Linked DNA regions of Homo sapiens: region 2 is linked to region 1. A link is a loop called in an ENCODE intact Hi-C map of the cell type or tissue named here. Cell type or tissue: spleen. All regions are shown on one strand. Each heading gives the region's core, and the rest is flanking DNA. Links, peaks and the distances in the headings are about the cores only. Region 1 has its middle 150 kb from the start of MIR3194. Region 2 has its middle 29 kb from the start of MOCS3.

What was found. A loop is a pair of places that touch in the nucleus more often than their neighbours do. Peaks named below come from ENCODE experiments on the same cell type or tissue, not always from the same donor. Only the 100,000 strongest peaks of a DNase experiment are listed, where the experiment ranks them.
Region 2: a loop joins it to region 1, with 8 times the contacts of the local background. A loop is called at or near these places in 104 of 110 quality-filtered maps.

Annotation. Positions count from the first base shown.
Region 1 is chr20:51,302,573-51,310,900 of GRCh38, forward strand. No RefSeq gene overlaps it. Among named protein-coding and RNA genes, the nearest start is that of MIR3194, 150 kb to the right of the region's middle. RefSeq lists an enhancer at 3,668-4,628. In spleen, for the core only: CTCF peaks have their summits at 4,417 (motif pointing left) and 4,620; a DNase peak (open chromatin) is centred at 4,399; H3K4me3 peaks cover 470 bases; H3K27me3 peaks cover 1,827 bases.
Region 2 is chr20:50,984,082-50,992,409 of GRCh38, forward strand. No RefSeq gene overlaps it. Among named protein-coding and RNA genes, the nearest start is that of MOCS3, 29 kb to the left of the region's middle. RefSeq lists an enhancer at 5,562-6,524. In spleen, for the core only: a CTCF peak has its summit at 3,787 (motif pointing right); a DNase peak (open chromatin) is centred at 3,866; H3K27ac peaks cover 293 bases; H3K27me3 peaks cover 3,574 bases.

The sequences.
Region 1 (8,328 bases), core at 318-8,317:
GGGTGTGACAGCTGGGAGCATTTCCACACAGCCACTTGGGTTCCTCCTCTGGTGGTCAATGCTCCTCCTGACCTCAATAAAAGTGAACATTTATTGCATTCAAGATGTGCCTGCATTCCATACGTAATTTTAATTTCTTCTGTAGGAGTGCATCAGGTCGTTCCAGTTGTAATGTGCACTTACAGATGAGGAAAGTGAAACACAGAGCGTTTGAGCGGCCCAGTGTCATGCAGCTCATACACGGTCAGCGTAGCTGTTCTCACACCCAGGTCTGTGCGGCTGCAGGGCTTGGCCTCTCAGCCACAGTGCAGGGTGGGGACATTGTAACTGGCTGCTTGGCCTTATTTGTGGACATGCTGGCTACCGTGAACTTCCAGAGACCCTAGTGAACACGTTCCAAATTCACAAAACTGCAGGATGGGGCAACGATCCACATTTCCTCTGCGAGCCTTCTCCTTTAAAAGCACACACTTTGCCACATTTCAGCACATGGCTCTGCAAACGTTTGCAGTTAATACCCTCTCCCAGAAGCCATCTGGGGGGCGATTCAGGTTCATCTGAGAGCACACAGTGGGTGGCCATCACCCGCATCCATTTTGTCGATAGGTGAGGGATGCTGATGCCAACCGCTTACCTCGGTAGAAGACCCCTCCCCAGGAGAGAAGTCTTAATGCCAGGAATGATGTCCAAACGTAAGGTGAATGGGTGACTTCTGGGGCAAGGGGGGACGGTGTGCTGTTGCCAAGAGGGGAACAGCTGGGAAGGAGAGACGAGAGCTCACCCTGCAGCAGCCATAGCAGAATCGGTTCATTGTGGGGCTTGGCTTTAGTTAATTTCTCTGTCCCATTACCTTGCTCAGGAGTTTCATGGTTGCAAAGAACCTACTCAAAAGAGGAAAATATGTTACCTTATGCAAAGAAGAAAATATGTTCATTCATTTAGTAAACATACTTACCTATGTACTCTGGGCCACACACTGTGCCCTCTGAAAATTTACTGGGAATAAACAAGGTAATTGCAGATGACAGGGTTTTTCTCGGGCCCCTTTGCTTGGCTTGCAGCAGGAGGTGCTCCATCTACTTGGCCCACCAGGCTGTGTCTGGCTTGCACTCCGTGGATCCCATGGCCACCACAACTGCATGCTTAGCCCCTGGTGGGAAGGGGTGTGTGAGCAAGCAAGTGTGGGGTCCAGCCAGCTGTTCCAAAAGCTGGCACAGGGGTAGGCTCCCTGCTGGGCTTGTGGCTGGACCAGGCATGTCACCCCAAGGGGGAATGTGGTGGCACCCAGCCAGGGGTGCCCACAACCCCAAAGCCCCAGAAGGGGTTTTAAATGTGCTAATTAACTCGTTCAGTACTCCCGTCCACAGTCCAACGGACAGCGGTGTGTTAACAGCTTGGTCAGCCCCTTGCCCCGCTCCAGCCCACAGCTCCGGGGGAAGCTCTGGTCCCATTACTGCTTCCTGTCACATGGGGTGGCTGCCCTCTGCCAGCAGAGGGCTGAGAGCCACAGTGTTACAGCCCTCTGAGTACCCACATTTGGTGGGTCCCAAGTTCTTGTCCCACATCCAAGAAGAATGAGGTCATGCTGACAATTGAAAGGTGATGAGGGCAGAGAATTTTATTGAGTGATAAAACAACTCTCAGTGGAGAGGGGATGGGCAAGTAGTCTCTCACCCTAAGTCAGGTCATCTCTCTCAGTGTGGTTGAGTCTGGGGTTTTTATAGGCACAGGATGGGGGAGGGGCGGGCCATAGATACTATTGAAAAAGGCCACGTTTGATTGGTTAAAAAGCATTCAGAAAGAATCAGGAAAGGATGGGCAAACAGGAACAGAAATTCTCACTCTTCTGTCCTGAGTCATGGGTTTCATCTGGAACCAGCAGTCCGGTCTTTCAGCCTTCAGGCTGTTTTGGCTTGAAGGTGGTGTTTCACCAGGGACCCACCCCTGTCTGCCTCCTGCCACTGTCACAGATAGCACAAGGTGCTGTGAAGAGTTCGAAACACAGTAATGCACAACAGAGGAGGCATGAAACAGGAGGAGGTCAAGGGAAGCGCCTCTGGGGAGGTAACAGCTGAGCTGTGTGAATGATGGAGCCACCCTGTTTGAAAATTTGGGTGAAGACTTTCCAGACAGAGGGAATAGCAGGGAATAGCAAGTACAAGTGCTCTGAGGCAGGACTTTGCATGGTGCAGCAGCAGAAGAGAAGGCTGCGGCAGCAGGAGGAAGTTAGCAAGCAGGAGATTTGGGAGACCAGGCAGGGGCAGGCCTTGAGGCCACCATCTGGATTTTCTCCTGAGAGCCACAGACAGCCTTTGGAGGGGCAAAGCAGCCCGTGCATGTTAGGGTATCCCCAGGAGGGACAGGAGGCCTGGGTGGGTCAGGCTGTCTTTCTGCTCCCCAGCTTGTCTTTCTGTGCCTTTGGCTTGTGTTGACAAAAAGAGTCGAACTCTGTAAAATATTTGAGGAGGTTTATTCTGAGCCAAATATGAGTGACCATAGCCTGTCACACAGCACCAGGAGATCCTGAGAATATGTGCCGGGTTACAGCTTCATTTTATACATTTTAGGGAGACATAAGACATCAGTCAATACATGTCTGAACTCCAAATATATGAGACAGGTCTCAATCAACTTAGAAAGTTAATTTTGCCAAGACTGAGGATGTGCCTGTGACATAGCCTCAGGGGGTCCTGACGTGTGGCCAAGGTGCTCGGGGCAATTTAGTTTTATACATTTTAGGGAGACATGAGACATCGATCAGTGTGTGTAAGATGTACGTTGATTCAGTCTGGAAACGTGGGACAACTCAAAGCAGAGAGGGGCTTCCAGGTCATAAGTAGATAAGAGACAAACAGTTGCATTCTTTTGAGTTTCTGATTAGCCTTTCCAAAGAAAGCCATCAGATATGCATTTATCTCAGTGAGCACAGAGAGATGACTTTGAGTTCTGTCTGTCCTTTGTCTGCAAGGAATTTCCTCGTGGACAAATTGTGAGGGAGGTATGTAGCTTTTTTACCCTAGTAGCCATAGAATAGAACGGGAGGCAGGTGTGCCCTAAGCAGTTCCCAGCTTGACTTTTCCCTTTGTCTTAGTTATTTTGGGGTCCCGAGGTTGACATATATTATACATCTTACATGTGCTAGAGGAAAATGTCCCCTCTGGAAAGGCAGAGATAACACAAAGGTGGGGGTTGGGGGCAGGAACAGCAGGGAGGGGAGCTTCCAGGTCATAGGTGAATTCAAAGAGTTCCTGAATTCCTGATTGGTGACTGGTTGAAAGAGTTTATCTAAAGACCTGGAATCAATACAAGGGAGTGTCTGGGTTAAGGAGTTGTGGAGACCAAGGTTCTTATTATTATGCAGATGAAGCCTCCAGGTAGAGAGAATAGATTGTAAATGTGTCTTATCAGGCTTAGAAAGGTGCCAGACTTAGTTAATTCTCTCCTGGATCAGGAAAAAAGGCCTGGAAAGGGAAGAGGATTCTCTACAGAATGTAGATTTTTACCCACAAGTGACAGCTTTGCAAGGCCATTTCAAAATATGTCAAAGAAACATATTTTGGGGTAAAATACTTCAATTTCGTTCAGAGCCTGCTATCTGTCACGTTGGCATCTTATTGGTAGAGTCGGCTTTGTCAGTGTTAAGGTCTCTGTTTTAATGTTCATGCTGGTCAGCCGTGCCTGAATTCCAAAGGGCGGAGGTATAATGAGGCCTGTTTGACCCGCATTCCCATCATGGCCTGAACTCGTGTTTCAGGTTAACTTTAGGATACCCTTGGCCAAGAGGAGGGGACCATTCAGTTAGCTGGGGGCTTAGAATTTTGTTTTCGGTTTATATTTGTCACCTTCCAGTCTCAGGATGGCCACCACAGCTGCTGCATTTGAAGCAGGAGCATGGGGCTGGAGGCACATGTGCTGCACCCACAGAACAGACAAGAAATTACAGCCTTTTCCGGAAACCCCAGAGAGCTCCCGCATCCACGCCACTGGCCGTGCGGACACCCAGCTGTGGGGAGGCCAAGGGATCAAGCACCCAGCAAGGGACATGGCCTTGCCAGTCCTAACATATCTCACAGCGGGGCATGTGGACCTGCTGCAAGGAATTGGGGCGCTAAGGGCAAGACAAAGTGAGGACCAGCCCTTGAGGCTGGCAGAGAAGAAACCTCAGGCCACGGTGCTCAGGCATAAATTAGAGCCCTGTCCCAAGTGCACAGAGAACAGCTGCGAGCAGGGCCCGTCTCACCCTACCCCACCCCACCTCCAGCTGTGGTGGGGAGAGAAGGTTCTGGGTTAGGCTCCAAGGTCTAGGGAGCCCACGTCGTCTGCCCCTGCCTGAGTGGAAGGCTGGGCGCAGGTGGGCCTCGGCGTTAGGAAAGGCAACTGCTCCCTCTTGTGGCCACTCTAGGGCAGCCCGGCGTCCTCCCAGCGATGTGGCAGCCGGTCTCAAGCAGGCAGGGGTGATCCCTCCTCCCCAGCCCTGCGCAGGCCTCGAAGGGGAAGAGAACCAGCGATGCTGGTGAGAGCTAACCTTGATTGGGCACCTCTGGTATACCAGGCGCCCTTCTGTGCACTTCGCAAATATTAATTCAATCCTCTTAACTCGGCCAGGTTGGTCCCATTCATGTGTCCGTTTTAATGATTGGGCCATTTGCCCAATATCATCCGGGCAGAGATTGAAGCTAAGTCCACCTCATAGCAAGGCTGTGCTTCCAGCTCCTGAATTTGGGAGCTGTAGAATGTGTGCTTAAAGACTACGCCTGGGGGACAATTGCATCGATCAGGAATTATATTTCTTTACTGTTTTTAATTTGTGTATTTAAAAAGGCTCCACCAAAATTTCTTTTTTCTTTCTTTCTTTCTTTTTTTTTTTTTTTTTTTTTGAGACAGAGTCTTGCTCTGTTGCCCAGGCTGCACTGCAGTGACACGATCTCGGCTCACTGCAACCTCCGCCTCCCGGGCCCAAGCAATTCTCCTGCCTCGGTCTCCTGAGTAGCTGGGACTACCAGCACTCGCCACCACGCCCAGCTAATTTTTGCATTTTTAGTAGAGACGGGGTTTCACCATGTTGGCCAGGCTGGTCTCGATCTCTTGACCTCGTGATCTGCCTGCCTTGGCCTCCCAAAGTGCTGGGATTACAGGTGTGAGCCACCATGCCCAGCCCCAAAATTTCTTCATGTGGGGACTTAAGGAGTCCGTGGATGTAGTTTAGACATCCCTGAAATTGGAAACAAAATGCTGCATTCATGTCTGTACATTTCCTTGGGTAAAGGCCTAGAGCAGCTGTCAGAGGGCAAAGGTATGGGAACCCCAAGAAGGTGAAGAGCCCCACTGCCCATTTTAATGTCATTATTGTGTTTATTCTCTCATAGACTCTCAGAGAGAGCCGGATGGAATTGATTAGAAAGTGCTTGTCACAAAAGCCTGTCTGAGCCCTAATTGACTTGTGACGAGCTTACATTTTGCATAAATCAGCTTTTGTTTAGCTCTTGGGTTTGACACCTAATGAGAGTCTCTCAGAGGCTGAGGAAAGCCAAAGCCATCCCATATTTTTAAAAAAGTTTAAGGCAAAAAGGGATGTCAGAATTGTGGTAAAATATAAGTGTTTATGTTTAACAAAGTAATGCTTTTTGCATAAGATTCAATGATGATACATCTAAGTTTGTTTATAGATAATGTCAAAAGTCTAAACTGGAGGATTCTGTGAATAAATGGCCCGGGCCAAATTATCCTTCTGCCATAAAAGGTGCCAGGTAGCTGGATGATGTCAACCCAGGTGTTGGCTTCAGAGATGACAAAACACCCCACCCCCTTTCTAATTCCCAGAGAAGCAGACAGAGCCCAGGTCACCCCTTCCCTCGCCACCCCGCCCCAACCCCCACCAGAAGCAGGTGCCTCAGGGTAGTGGGGAAGTACCCAAGGCAGGGGCCAGGTCCAGGGGAGGGAAGAAGGAGCATAAGATAACCTCCCTTGCACCTCCCCAGGTTTAATTCACCTTACTCTGGCCTCAGAGTTTGGTTTGAGGCTAAATCCCCAGGAATCCAACCCACATTCAAAGGGATACACCAAAGCTCATTCCAGGAAACAGAAAAACTGATTTCAAGTTTCCAGCTGTTTGGGCAATCAAGGAAATAATCAGGGCTTTGGATTTGGTTTCTGTTTCTCTCTTTGGCTGTGTGACTTTGGGTTAACCTCTCTGACCTTCAGATTCTTCGCTACCTTTCTAGGTAGCTGTAGCAATCAGTGAGGTTCATTCTGCCTGCACTGAGCGGGGCTGAGTGCTGGGGAGCTGCCTGGTGCTTGGGAAGACAGAACGTTCTGTTAACTCTCATACACACACACAAACCACTCACAAAGGCATGTGGGGACAGAGCAGACTTTACTGAAGGTTTGGATCAGTAACCAAAGACATCTTACAATTGAAAGCTGCATCTCCCTCATCTTCAAAAGCCTCCCGGCTATGTTCACCATCTGGCTCCAGCCCCTTGTCCTATTGTCCAGCTCATCTTTCTTTCCTCCCCTCCTCATCCCCTCTCCTCTCCCATCCTCTCTTTGCAGTGTTCCCTCTTCAAAATTCCTCTTTACTTCTAGCAAAGAGCAGTTCAGCACTCTTTTGGTGGCCTGACTCCCAGGGTTACTGCTAACAGCTGTGCAAATGTAAACCCAGGTTGTACCAATTACATCATGGTCCATAGCAGGGGGCCACAAATTGCAACCCACCGCCAAATATGGCCCACTGCCTGTTTTTGCAAATAAAGTTTTATTGCAACACAGCCACACCCATTCACTCACTCATTGTATATGGCCCCTGACGCTATACAACTCCAGAGCTGAATAGTTGTGACAGAGACCATATGGTCCATAGACTTAAAATATTGACTCTCTGTCCATTTATAATTCAACATTTTAATGAACTGCCTGGAATCTGTGAGAGACTAGTTAGAGAGACTGGTTAAGGGTCACTGTCTGCATTTCTTCCAGTAACATAAAGCCGATCTAGCTCCTGCTAGGACCAGGCTATCAGCCTGGCTCTGGAGACAGATTGATGCCCAGGAACTTCTGCCTGCCCTCAAGAAGCTTGAGATCAAGTCGGTGAGAACACTGTGCCATGTTTAAGTGGCACAGAAAAGGGATGAGGTCAACCCCAGGAGGGCTGACCCCTGCAGGCCTCTGAGCCAGCTGGGTTTGGCCATGGGAGGCAGAATTCGGAGGGCAGGAGAGAGGCTGGGGTGTTTCTCCCCCTCTCTTTCTGCCTCAAGAAGCACCTCTGCAGCTGCCTGGGCCCAGAATTGCCCAGCGTTTCACAAAAAGCTACAAATATGGATTTTGTATGAATTCTTCCTATTTGTAAATGTTAGCATTGGTGATTCAAATATTATTCAAGCTTTTTTAGCTCCATGGGCTTATGGTTTGTGGCTTTTGTACAGTAGTCATTGATACTGTCCCCAGTTTAAAATTCCTATGAGTCTGATACAACCCCTGTGGAGAGCAAAACTGTACATACCCACATCATATGATACACCAGTTCCACCCCTACGTATCTTTACTCCAGACAATCTCCCATTCCAGCATGCTGGAGCCATACTCAAGGAGACTCATAACAGCATCTGTGTGTAACAGAGAAATATTAGGAACCATTAAAGTGTCCATCAATGGGAGAGTGGAGAAATGCCTTGTGACATATTTGCAGCAAAAACAACTACAGCTTCATTGATGTACATGGATGTGGAGTTCTCATTAGGGAGGAGGAGTCAGGCTGGTGGGACAAAGGGAAAGCAAAAAGAGAAAGCAGATAAGCTGTAAGTCTGCCTTTCCAGGACACAATGCAGGACCATGGACCTCTTGCACAATATAACTCACAGTCTTCCTGTGCCCAGCTATTACCAGACTCTTGGCTGATAGAAAAATGCAAGTTAGCTCCCTGCAACCTTGGTGTTATCAGTACAGCACGTAGCCCTCTCCAGCCCAAGAACCAGCGTATAAAATCTCCAGCAAGCTTTGTCCCTTTGCAGTCAGCTCCCCTCTTGCTGACCTGCCCATTGCTTCCTTGCAGCGCTTTCTCGAGTAAATCTGCCTTTCTTTACCTACAGCTATCTTGGTACATTCTTTTCACCACCTATATGACACCAACCCCAGAGAGTCGCAACCCACGACAATGGACAAACCTCAGAACATCATTTTAGAATGAGAAAAGCATAGTATCTTACTTATATAAAGTTTTAAGCATGAAAGCAAAAGTGTCTGTTGCACAGGGATATATGTGCATATGTTCTATAAATGTAAAGGCAAATATGGGAATAACAAGCATTGTATTTAGGATTATGAAACCTCTGG
Region 2 (8,328 bases), core at 90-8,089, 320 kb before region 1:
GGATTACAGGTGTGAGCCACCGTGCCCGGCAAATACTCCCCGCCATGTTTTTTTTAAAGAGACAGCCTGTTGCCCAGGCTGGAGTGCAGTGGTCTGATCATAGCTCACTGCAGCCTCAAACTCCTGGGCTTAAGTGATCTTCCTATGCCAGGCTCCAGTAGCTGGGATTATAGGTGTGCACATCAGGCTAACCTTTTTAAAAAAGTAGACAGGATCACATTTTTTCTTATTAGAGGTCCAGCTATTTAGACAGTGCAACACAAAAGTTCAAGGCCGACAGGAAGAAGGCGTGTGTTGTGGAATCCACAGTGGGTGTCCACAGGACAGCGCAGAGACTGGCAGTGCTCTGTCTACCTGGGAGGGAATTCTGAGCAGGGAGGACTCTGAACTTGACCTAGTATAACTTTTTTTAGAAAGCAATTATGTAGTCACTTGATTCGTCATGTATTTCTTTTTTCTTCAACAAATGTAATGAGAGTCTACTAAATGTTGTGGCTTCAAGGATTACACTTCAGATTTATTTAAACTTTCCAAGTTGAACTTTATTTTTTCTGTTTCTATTTTTTAGTTTTTTAAGATATACCAAGTTGAACTTTAAAGAAATGTTTGTACATGTTAAAAAAAAATCCAAACAATATAAAAAGATAAGAAGTAAAAAGTATCTCAGTACCATAAGATAAGGTGAGAAACAAACAAACAAAAACTAAGTATCCCTTCTATCCCAACTCCTAGACCACCAGCTTGCTTCCCCAGAGCAGCCATGGTTACTAGAGTCCTGTGTCTCCTTTCTAAGATGGTGTGTGCCTACACAAGCAGAGATATGCAAATATCCCTCTCTTCAATACGAATGTGAGCATACATTGCACACTGTTCCACACACCATTCTACACCTTGCTTTTTTCACTTAACAGTGTACCTTTTTTTTTTTTTTTGAGACAGGGTCTCGCTCTGTCACCCAGGCGGGAGTGCAGTGGTGCAGTTTCTGCTCACTGCAACCTCCGCCTCCCCGGTTCAAGTGATTCTCGTGCCTCAGCCTCCCAAGTAGCTGGGATTACAGGCATGTGCCACCACGCTCAGCTCATTTTTTTTTTTGGATTTTTAGTAGAGACAAGGTTTCATCATGTTGGCCAGGCTGGTCTCGAACTCCTGGCCTCAAGTGATCTGCCCGCCTCAGCCTCCCAAAGTGTTGGGATTACAGGCGTGAGCCACTGCACCCAGCTAACAATGTACTTTTGAGATTGTCCAGATCAGTAACATGTAGATAAACTGAATTCATTTTTAACACCTCAGTTAACCTCCCACTGTCTGCATGCACTGTAACCAGATTAACCGGTGCCTTTTAATAAATGGGCCCTTCGTCTGTTTTTGTGCCCTAGTTCCTTTTTGGCAGTCTGGTGAAACCTATGGACCTTTGCTCAGAAAAGGTTTTTGTTTGTTTGTTTTTTTTTTTGAGATGGAATCTTGCTCTGTCGCCCAGGCTGGAGTGCAGGAGCGCGATCTCGGCTCACTGCAACCTCCGCCTCCCGCGTTCAACAATTCTCTTGCCTCAGCCTCCTGAGTAGCTGGGACTACAGGTGCCCACCACCATGCCTGGCTAACTTTTGTATTTTTAGTAGAGATGGGGTTCCACCATATTGGCCAGGCTGGTCTTGAACCCCTGACCACAGGTGATCTGCCTGCCTCAGCCTCCCAAAGTGCTAGGATTACAGGTGTGAGCCACTGCGCCTGGCCAAAAATATTTTTATTTTTTATTGTATTAAAACTATTTATTTATTTATTTATTTTTTGTTGCCAGGCTGGAGTGCAGTGGCACGATCTCGGCTCACTGCAACTTCCACCTCCTGGGTTCAAGCGATTCTCCTGCCTCAGCCTCCCAAGTAACTGGGACTAAAGGCACATGCCACCATGCCCAGCTAATTTTTTTGGTATTTTTAGTAGAGACGGGGTTTCACCATGTTGGCCAGGATGGTCTTGATCTCTTGACCTCGTGATCCACCCGCTTCTGCCTCCCAAAGTGCTGGGATTACAGGCGTGAGCCACCGCGCCCGCCTCTTTTTTCTTTTAAAAACAGTGTTTCACTCTGTTCCTCAGTCTGGAGCGAAATGGCCAGATCATAGCTCACCGCAGCCTTGAACTCCTGGGCTCAATTGTTCCTCCCACTTCAGCCTCCCATGTAGCTGGGACCACAGGTGTACACCACCACACCTGGCTAATTTTTTAATTTTTTTGTAGAGATGAGCATCTCGCTATGTTGCCCAGGCTGGTCTCAAACTCCTGGGCTCAAGTGATCCTCACGCCTCAGCCTCCCAAAGTGCTGTGAGCCACTGTGACTGGCAGGAAGATGTTTTTAAATCCATAAAGTAAAATACGTAACAATGCAAGGGAAACCAACCACTGTGCGGAAATACAATCCTATCCATGAATCCTCTGAGAGTCTGTGGCCCTGAGATAAAGAATCCCAACCAGTTTCTAGGCTTTTTTCTACTACAAACTGCTGCAACAAACATTTTTGTACATATATCCACTAGTTTCTATAGGATAATTTTCTAGAAATGTAATTACTGGGGCAGAAATCATATGCATGTTATGTTTGGATCAATTTTGCCAAATTGTCCCAAAAAGTTTGTGTCAATTGTGCAGGAGAGGACCTCTTTCTCTACTCCCTGGTGACAATGAAGTATAAAGCTTTATGAATTCTCCCGTTCTGATAGGTGAAAAATTGTCTTTCACTGTAGGTTTTTACTGCATTCTTGTTTTATGAGTGATGTTTTATAAGTTTAAAAGTGTTCCCATCAGTAAATGTTATTCTTTTGTTGGTGGAATTGCAGGTTATTTTCACTTAAAAAAAAAAAAACCCTGCTGTTTTCATGTATACTCTCAATTTTCTGCCATAAGAAAGCATTTTGTTTACATGAAAAGGGGGTGGGTATTTGGAAAGATAATATTAGTCCTGAAGAGTGGTAGTGAGGATGTAATTAGACCAAAAATAGAAGGATGCTTACTTTCTATTGGGGTCAATAGGTGATGAACAGGTAGAAAACACATAAACAATAATTTAAGCTACAAATGAAGTCAGTCCTGGTGATGTGGTAAGGAGGGACTGGGTAGGTAGCTGGTGATGGCTTCTTTAAAAAGGTTGCCAGGGTAAAACCTACTGCGGAGGTGACATTTGAGTTGAGGAAGAATGAGAAACAGGCAGGCACGTGAAGACCTGAGAAAAGGCTGTATTCTTCTCATGCTTGCATGATCCAGGTTTTGGGATTGACCTCTGTTTTTTTTTTTTTTTTTTTTTTTTTTTTTTTTTTGAGACAGAGTCTCGCTCTGGAGTGCAATGGCGTGATCTCGCCTCACTGAAATCTCCACCTCCCGGGTTCAAGCAATTCTCCTGCCTCAGCCTCCCAAGTAGCTGGGATTACAGGCATATGCCCTCAAGCCTGGCTAATTTTTGTATTTTTAGTAGAGATGTGGTGTCACTATGTTGGTCAGGCTGGTCTCGAACTCCTGACCTCATGTGGTCTGCCCACCTCGGCCTCCCAAAGGGCTGGGATTACAGGCATGAGCTACCGTGTCCGGCTGGGATTGACTTCTGATTCGAAGTTGAAACCATAAAACTATTGTGAAGAGATCCCACCAAGTGCCTAAGGATGGCATAGACCAGCTGTTAGAGGCGGCCTGAATGATTTTCTCCTGCCGATACGGACGGTCCAAAAGAACATTTCCTTTTTCCTTTGTAGAAATGTACAAACGTGGGTATTTACAAGCAGCGTCAGAGGGGAGAGCTTGGTTTTGACCCAAGGTTGTAGTTCTTGAAAGGACCAGTAGGTGGAGGTGAAGGACAAGGAACAGACACTACTTCTGCCAAGCCATCCAGGCCATTGCAATCTAGGTTGAGCCAGCCGCTTCCCGAGTCTAGTTAGGAGTATAGGAATGCCTGTTTCTGGCACATTAACCAGTCTGGGCATACATGAGCTCTAAAGCAGGGAAGTGAATGAACATGCATATAGCATGTGTTGTGGCCCAAGGAACTCTAAGGCTTTTTTTTTTTTTTTTTTTTTGCATTTACAAGGAAACTCCTCTTTCCTTCTGTCATATAAACCAGGGGTCACACAGGGAATGTAAATGAATTAAGAAGGTGTGGGGTAAAGAAACACATGCTCTCTCCAATGACTTTCATTTTCTCACTTTGGGTTAGAACCATAAGAATAGAGGAAGGTTTTTCTACTGTAAGAAGGATCACAGCCCTAAGCAGCTACAAAAGACACACTGGCTGGAGAGCAGGCAGTGACGGGGACTGCCCCTAGCTGCTGGGACAGTGAGTCAAGGGACAGCCCGTGCCCATCAGCTGAGCCAGTGGGAATACAGGCCTGGTGCTGCGAGGGGTTCACTTTTTTTTTTTTTTTTTTTTTTTTTGAGATGGAGTTTCGGTCTTGTTGTCCAGGCTGGAGTGCAATGGCGTGATCTTGGCTCACCGCAACTTCTGACTCCCGGGTTCAAGTGATTCTCCTGCCTCAACCTCCTGAGTAACTGGGATTACAGGCATGCACCACCACGCCTGGCTAATTTTGTATTTTTAGTAGAGATGGGGTTTATCCCCGTTGGTCAGGCTGGTTTCGAACTCCCAACCTTAAGTGATCCGCCCGCCTCGGCCTCCCAAAGTGCTGGGATTACAGGTGTGAGCCGCCGCACCCGGCTGAGGTGGGCATTATCATTTGCATGCCCATTTTACAGAGGAGGAAACTGAGGCTCCGAAAGGTGATGCAGCTCTTTCTTAGCCACCTGCATTGCTGTCCTTTGAACATACATTGCTTAGGCTGCCATGTTGACAGCCTTTGGGCTCCAGCCCCGGCAGCCTCTATTTCCTGATAGCCTTCGATTCACACATGCGGGTTGCCAGTGTGGGCCCAGTGGCTTTACATTTGAGTTTCCGAACCATCCCCCTCCCCCTGCACCGCCCCAGTTCCCTGAGACCTTTGGGGTCAATGTGGGGTGGGTGAGAAACGCCTGGCGGATTCAGAGGGTTCTGCTCTGTGGTTCTTGACCAGAATCTCTGGTATCAGGGCCCAGGCATTCATAAATTTTAAAAGCCCTCAGAAAATTCTAGCCTGAGCAGGGCTGAGAACCACTGGGGAGCTTAAGAAAGTCTTAGGGTAGCTGAGTTTGATGAGTCCTCTGATTGCATGCTATTCACTCACTGGATTGGCTGTGGGTCTTTGCAAGTGTGTACTGAGCAGGGCACAAGGTGGGCATCAGGAGAGTGGCGGTTGTGCAGAGTGGGGTTGCCAGCACAGTAGGGAGTCAGGAGGAGGCAGGGAAGAGCATTCCAGAGGAACCTCAGGATGTGCACAAGTCTGTCAGCAAGAGACCCTGGAAGGTTTAGACATGAACCACGATACCATCAGCAGCAGCTTCTCCGGATCGGGCCTCCCTGCCTCAGCATGCTCATGTGCTGATTGCAAACCCACTGTGTGCCCGGAGCTTCCAAGAGAGAAGGGAGAGGCAGAGAAGGAGGAGGCTGGGGAGGGGAGCTGGGACCAAGCCACAGAGAACTCAAGGCCTCCCTACACCTCTTAGACTTTATGTTTTTTATTTTTATTTTTTTGAGACAGGGTCAGCCTGCAGTGCAGGGGTGTGACCATGGCTCACTGCAACCTCGACCTCCTGAGATCAAGCCATCCTCCTACTTCAGCCTCTTGAGTAGCTGGGACCACAGATGTCACCACGCCCGACTAATTGTTTTTATTATTTGTAGAGAGGAGTTTTCATTATGTTGCCCAGGATGGTCTCAAACTCCTGGGCTCAAGCTGTTACTGGACAAAGAAGTCTTGATCCAGACCCCAATGAAGAGTTCTTGGATCTTGCACAGGAAGGAATTCAAGGGGAGTCGGAGAGTGCAGTGAGAGGAAGAGTTTACTGAAAGCTACTCTGTTACAGAGTAGGGTGTCCTCAGAAAGCAAGCAGAGGAATGCATCATCTTTGCTTTTCTTTCTTTCTTTCTTTCTTTCTTTCTTTCTTTCTTTCTTTCTTTCTTTCTTTCTTTCTTTCTTTCTTTCTCTCTCCTTCCTTCCTTCCTTTTTTCTTTCTTCCTTTCTTTCTTCTTTCTTTCTTTCTTTTTCTTTCTTTCTTTCTTTTTCTTTCTTTCTTTCTTTCTTCTTTCTTTCTTTTTTGCTCTCTCTCTCTCTTTTTTTTTTTTTTTTTTTTGTGACGGAGTCTCACTCTATCACCCAGGCTGGAGTGCAGTGGCGCGATCTCAGCTCACTGCAAGTTCCACCTCCGAGGTTCACGCCATTCTCCTGCCTCAGCCTCCCAAGTAGCTGAGATTAGAGGTGTGTGCCACCACGCCCGGCTAATTTTTGTATTTTTAGTAGAGACAGGGTTTCACCGTGTTAGCCAGGATGGTCTCGATCTCCTGACCTCGTGATCCACCCGCCTAGGCCTCCCAAAGTGCTGGGATTACAGGTGCATGCCACCACGTCTGGCTAATTTTTGTATTTTTAGTAGAGACGGGGTTTCACCATGTTGGTCTCGAACTCCTGACCTCAGGTGATCGTCCTGCCTCAGCCTCCCAGAGTGCTAGGATTACAGGCATGAGCCACCATGCCCAGCCTAAGCTTTGCTTATATAGAGGTCTTGTTTATGCAAAGACTAAACTAAGCTATGCCTGCATGCGGGTGAGCAGACAGCATGACAAAATTTATTATTCTATTGAGTTAAAGGAAACTATCCTTGACATTTTTGGGTGGGTACATCAAAGCATAACTATTATTATTTAGAAAACATATATTGTTATGGGTATTGGGACATTTGGATTCTCTGTTGTTATAGGGGCATGTCCTTGCAGGCAGCTTTAGTTGTTCCCTCTACTATAAACATCCCATGACTATGGGTGGTGACCAGCAAGGAATGTGCTTTGCTAGTCTCAAATGGAGCGGAACTTAAAATGGTGTTACTCTGGCCCTGTTATGCTCTTACTTTCCTAACAAAGCAATCCTCCCACCTCAGCCTCCCAAAGTGTTGGGATTACAGGTGTGAGCCACCACACCCAGCCGACTGTTAGGCCTTAGTCAGTCGGGGAGCCAGGGTCTTCTCACTGGGAATTTTAGGCACCAGGGCCCCAGAAGCTGGCAGAGGTGGTTGGGTCAGTAGCAGGGATGACCAATCATCCTGGTTTGCACAGGATGTTGAGTGCTAAAACTAAGAATGTCCTGGGAAAACCAGAATGGTTGGTCATCCTAGTAAAAACTCAGCTTCCCTTACCTTACTCTCAGCCAGCTCCTGGTCCCACCAGTGTGGATTTATACTAGCTTTTCAAATGTCGCTGTGTGCACCAATCACCTGGATTCTTATGGAAATGCAGACTCTCATCCCTCAGGTCTGGGGTGGGGACTAAGAGTCTGCATTTCTGTGTTTTTTTTTTTTTTTTTTGAGACAGAGTCTCACTCTGTCGCCTAGGCTGGAGTGCAGCAGCGCGATCTCAGCTCACTGCAAGCTCCGCCTCTCGGGTTCATGGCATCCTCCTGCCTCAGCCTCCGGAGTAGCTGGGACTACAGGCGCACGCTGCCACGCCGGGCTAATTTTTTGTATTTTTATTTTTTTTAGTAGAGACGGGGTTTCACCGTGTTAACCAGGGTGGTCTAGATCTCCTGACCTTGTGATCCGCCCCCCTCGGCCTCCCAAAGTGCTGGGATTACAGGTGTGAGCCACCATGCCCGGCCACATTTCTGTCTTTAAACTAAATTAATTAATTAATTATTATTATTTTAGAGACGGGGTTTCACTCTGTTGCCCAGGCTGGTCTCGAACTCCTGGCCTCAAGTCATCCTCCTACCTTGGTCTCCCAAAGTGCTGAGATTACAGGCGTGAGCCACTGTGTTCAGCCGAATCTGCATTTTTAATAAGCTTCCAGGTAGCATAGGTGTCGCTGGTCCATGGTCACAATTTGAGTAGCAAGAGTTGACAGCACCCTCAGGCTCATTGCAAACCAGCTACTTCCGGCCATAACTAGGAGAGAGAAGTTGTGACCACCCCAAAAGCACATCTGTATTTCCTAAGGCAAATACAAGCCAGCTTTCCCTCCACTGAACTGTCCAGGACTCAGGCTTGCAGTGAAAATCAGCTGCTGAATGTATTTTTGTTTAAAATCCACACACATTCTCTCACACTAGTTATTTAAAAAAATTAAAAGAAAAATCCACACACACCACATGCAGACAGCACCCATCACAGGTGCTATTTAGTTTGTTTTTCAATTGCTTGGTCCCTCCTGCTTGGGTACCATGTGTTTGCATTTTGCATTTTTTGCTTCTCCTTTTATCTCACTTTCTTTTCACC